2 separate regions of the Homo sapiens genome follow, and region 2 is linked to region 1. The links are chromatin loops, found by intact Hi-C in ENCODE. Cell type or tissue: K562. All regions are shown on one strand.

Region 1 (2,500 bases):
CTTTTCTTATGTTTCTGGTAAGGAGTTGCAATGCTCTTAAGAAGTCAGTCTCTTTTTTGACCACAGACACAGATGCCAGTCAGTTAAATTGGGTCTAAATTTAGGTAATTTTCTGCCCAAGGAACACAGGCTAGTTAATTAGCCTACACAAGGTCTAAATTCATAACTGTGGCTCTTTAGTGTGGTTCTTCAACCACTTGAGCTAATGAGCTATAGATACAAAATAATTTCACAGTCTGGGTACAAAATAAGCACACAGGTAGATTGTAGGTAACAAGCCAAGGCCTCCAATGATACTTGTTAATTTCACACAGCACAGACATGGCCAAGAGGGCATGCAGAGCATCCTAAAGGAAACACATCCAGAAAACCCTACTGACCTTTTATTTCTGTCCATTACATGGATAAAGTGGTAAATGCTGAACAGAGAGGGGCCACAGGGTGTTGACGATAAACTGTCAGTATTTCCATTTTACATTTAGTCACTCATTCATTCAACACAATGACTAGTGTAGGAACTGGGCTGGAACTGCAGGGAGAGCAAGGACAAGTATCCCACATGTCCTACTGTGTCCAAGACTGCCACTTGCCACCTAAAGCCACTTGTTCACCATGGGGAAAGGGCTTAGGTGGATTTTCCAAATGCACCTAAAAAGGCAAGAGTCTACAGCAATAGACTCCAATGACTGCTGGACTTAACTCACTGAACACTGACCAGAGCTTACAAAACAGTCCGCCCTCCAGTTATTCACCAGGCACCTACAACTCCCAAAGACCTGAACCCAGCATCAGAAACCACCACCCAGGGGAAAACTGTGCACCAAACCTTCACAAGCACAGCCAACCTAGGCTAAATCATACCCTTTGTTATTTTAAAACAAAAAATGTACTTTTTGTTATTTTAAAACATACCTACCTGAAGTCTCAGTTCCCAATTTGCGCTTTGGGCCTCTTCTCCAGGCCCCACCCAGCTCAAAACAAGTCTGACCGCTTTGATTTCCATATTCTCCGCCCCTCTCCCCACCCTCCTTATCTCTAGCACCAGAAGCTTTCAGAAAGCTAATCCAGTACCTGGCTCCTAGGCGTCCCTGTCACTGAAGCATGTTTTGGTCAAAGATTACCCATGATTACTATCTGTCAGTTTCCACTGGAAATTGGAATGAGGAATTTGAAATTCAAGTCCAGGCCTTTACTTGGCCGGCTGGAATCATCATATTTTGTTCTCCTGACAGCAAACACCCGTGTGCACCAGCAGTGGCAGGACACTGGCTCCGCACCCAGAGTTCCCAGGTGCAAGTTCTGCACCCTACTTTAGCTTTGTGATTTGGACAAGAGTTATGGCTGAATCGTGTTTCCCCCAAAATCCATATGTTGAAGCCCTAACCCCCAATGTCTCAGAATGTAACCTTGTTTAGAAATAGGGGGACTGCAGCTGTAATTAGTTAAGAATAAGGTGGGCCCCTACTCCCATACAACTGAGGTCCTTATTAAAGGGGAAATTTGGTAACAAACATGCAAACAGGGAAAACGCTATACAAAGATGAGGCAGAGATCAGGATGATGCTCCTATAAGCCAAGAAACACCAAAGATTGCCAGCAAACCACCAGAAGCTGGGGAGAGACACGGCTGATTCTTCCTCACAGCCCCAGAAGGAGCTGAGGCTGCTGACCTCTGGTTTAAGCCACTCCCTTTAGGGTACTTTGTTACAGCCACTTTTGGAAACCAACATAGCAAGATACCATGTTGCAGTTTTCTCATCTGTAAACTGGGAATACATACAGCACTTCTCTAATGAGAGGTATAAATAAATCACAGTTTGTTAAGTTGCTTAGAATGATGCCTAGTAGCTAAGTGTATTTTAGTGGTAAATAGTTGTACCCAAACATTCTTGTTTAATCAAAGAGATCTCACCTTTCATGTTTTCTAGTGTGTCTTCCCACCAAGTTGCCTAATGAAATGCTAAGGCCACGCCAGATTTCTCAGGAGATGAGGGGCACTCACACTTGGCTGGCACGGCAGGACAGGGTGTGGCAGTGCAAGGGAGAGACTTTCCTTGGTGTATCAGCAGGGAATCTAGGCTCCCTCCCTGCTTGCTCTTCATCCCCACGCACACTCAAATCCCGTCGTTCTTGCCCCACAGCAGCCACCAGCCTAGCCCTGGCCCTAGTCCTGGCCCCCTTTTCTGGTTACGGTCTCTCAAAACCCCAAATCATCCTACAGTGAAAATGTAATCAACTTGAAACCTCATTCTTCTATTTCACCCACCCCACCCATTCCAGGCTTTCAATGACGTATAGAGAGGCCCATACCTCCCATCACACTTGATTTTCTGTTATTTGCCCATGTATATATCCTTCTCCATTAGAGTCTCTTCACCCCACCTCTACTCATTAGTACTGGTTTCCTCTGTTAATCCCAACCTACCCAATCGTGATGGCTCAGCCCCTAACTCACCTTCTATGAAGTCTTCTCTAAACTCCTGCGATGTTGAATGGCCAC
Region 2 (2,500 bases), 220 kb before region 1:
TCTCCTTCACTACGTCTCTGCTCAAATATTAAACACCATCCCTTTGAACAGGTTTTTCCGGTGTAGCCTCAGCTGTCCAAAACCTATAACCTGCTTTATTTCTCCTGTCTTTACTTGAAATTATAAACCTTGTTTATGGCCTGTCTCCATTAGAATGTAAGTTCCATAATGACAGGGACATTGCTCTGTTGAACAGTTTCTACAGCACATAGAATAATGTGGTATTACAGCAGAGGTTCAAAAATTTGTGCTCTAAAGAAGGCTAATAGTGAAAAAATGATCCTAATTCTTCTAAGTTTTGAAAATTTTGCTTTAAAATGTAAATTTATGTTCTGTGCTTCCAGAGGTTAAAAAAAATACCTAAGTGTAGTATCTTAAACAATACTTTGAAAATGTAACCTATTCAGTTTGTAATACCTTAATAGCCAGTTCCACACAAATCACTTTTAATACTGGCAAAACACTTTTTACCATGTGGGTTTTATATATATATATGTTTAATGGACTTATTTTACTTTATATATGTTGACTGATAATTTTTTGAGTACCTACTATGGATTTAGCATAATACTAGACACTACAGGGTTAAAAAATGGGACATAATCCTTCTCCTGAGGAAATTTCAATATGCTTGTTCAGACAAAACAAACAGAAATGAATGAAGCACTAAACTGTGAGAGATAAAAATTTGGAAGACCAGTTATTGAAGAGTTAATAAAATGTGTCTGAATAGTTTTTACAAAATAATTTTTAAAGTCACTGAATGACTTAGTTTTGAAATAAGCCACTGTTAACATTTTAAAAATATTTTGTTGCAATTACTTTCCAAAATTACCTCGTTAATCACAAATAGCTTATCCTTACGATCCATTTTAGTATCTAGAAAAAGAAAAAAAAGAAAAAGCAAGTAAATTAAAGGTGATTTCAAAGTTATTTCAATCAAACCACATATGCTATCCAGAAAATAAAGTGTTTTTACACTCTTCAGTTTAAAGGAGATTTTATTACTAATTTTCAAAACAAGAGCTGGAAACAATCGCTCAAAAATCTTGACTCTTTGTAAATGTAAAGAAAATAAGTAAAATATAGTCTGTAAGAATTAGAAATTATAGTGTAAGCAGTGTTTCTCAATATTTAGGTATTCTAGGAATCCTTTTCAAAAATGGGAAAATTCTCACAAACCAAAGACTGTGTTAAAGGAAACCAGTTTCAATGAAAATATCTTTCACTTTTTAATCTTAGGTGTCAAAGAAAACTGACTTTATGCCCGTGTAACAAACCTGCACATATACTCCTTGAATCTAAAATAAGTTAAAATTTTAAAAATAAAAAACAAAAAACAAAAAAACCCCAAAGCACCTCTCAACATAAGCACAACAACAGCCATATGATGGCGCTGCCACTCCACTGTTCCAAACTTTTTTTTTTTTTTTTTTTTTTTTTTGAGACAGGGTCTTGCTCCTTGCCCAGGCTGAAATGTAGTGGCGCAATCACGGCTCATGACAGCCTTGAACTCCTGGGCTCAAGCCATCCTCCTGCTTGAGACTCCTGAGTAGCTGGGACTGCAGGCAAGTGACCCCCTCACTTGGCTAATTTACTTTACTTTTTTCATTTTTTTTTTTTTTTATTTTGTAGAGACAGGGTTTCACCATGTTGCCCAGGATGGTCTGGAACTCCTGGACTCAAGTGTTCCACCCACCTCGGCCTCCCAAAGTGCTGGGATTACAGGCATGAGCTACCATGCCCGGCCATACTGTTCTTGCCTGTAAAATAACCCACTGCTTAAAAATAAATAAATAACCTGGCATTTAGAAATAGGCTCTGACTCCAACTTAAAAAGTGCTTTGAATTCTATCCCAGGTCCATTTTTCAATAAAAACAGTTAAAAAAAAAAAAAAAAAGGCCCAAAAAGCAACATGTGGCAGTCCTTAGCACTTAGGACAAACCATCCCACCTATCTCAGGACCTTCAGAAGCATTACAGTGAAGGCATTCCTGGACCTTCAAGAAATGTTTCAATAATATTAGGACACCTGTTTTAAAAAGTAAAGAATCTACCTAATGAAATCTAAAGAATTTCTTACGAAATGTTAACTGGAAAAATTGTGGCACTTGAAAGGATAAAAGGCATTGTGTTTTTTTCGTGAGAACACTGAACAAATGAAGAATATATAAAATAAGTGAAAACATAAAAATAGGTAAGTTTATAGATAGAAATTTCTAAAGTATATGATATAAAGGCACCTGCTTTAGAATGAGGCATCAACATTCTCAAGTCCTGCATTAAATGTCTTGTTCTAAAATTTATTCCTCTGGAAGAAAAGATGAGAATCCGTTCCTTATTTTTCCACTTTCCCTAAAGAAAAAGAAAATGTTAAAAGATTTTAAAATCTTATACTGAACTGATCTTGTTTTGTGACAGGGTCTCACACTGTTGCCCAGGCTGAAGTGCTCACGGCTCACTGCAGTTTCAAGTTCCTGGGCTCAAGTAAGTGATCCTC

Evidence for each region. Peaks named below come from ENCODE experiments on the same cell type or tissue, not always from the same donor. Only the 100,000 strongest peaks of a DNase experiment are listed, where the experiment ranks them.
Region 2: a loop joins it to region 1, with 2.8 times the contacts of the local background. A loop is called at or near these places in 2 of 110 quality-filtered maps.

What each region holds. Positions count from the first base shown.
Region 1 is chr5:34,698,520-34,701,019 of GRCh38, reverse strand. The region is part of intron 2 of RAI14 (retinoic acid induced 14); the gene reads right to left. Among named protein-coding and RNA genes, the nearest start is that of RAI14, 43 kb to the right of the region's middle. RefSeq lists enhancers at 1-326, 327-828. In K562, no CTCF peak of the experiment used is centred here; DNase peaks (open chromatin) are centred at 1,019 and 1,669; H3K4me3 peaks cover 209 bases.
Region 2 is chr5:34,918,219-34,920,718 of GRCh38, reverse strand. It overlaps BRIX1 (biogenesis of ribosomes BRX1), which reads right to left. Exons shown (of 10, transcript NM_018321.4): 2 at 2,244-2,355; 3 at 836-879. It also overlaps a transcript of TTC23L not described here. Among named protein-coding and RNA genes, the nearest start is that of BRIX1, 3.8 kb to the right of the region's middle. In K562, a CTCF peak has its summit at 1,381; no DNase peak of the experiment used is centred here; H3K4me3 peaks cover 183 bases.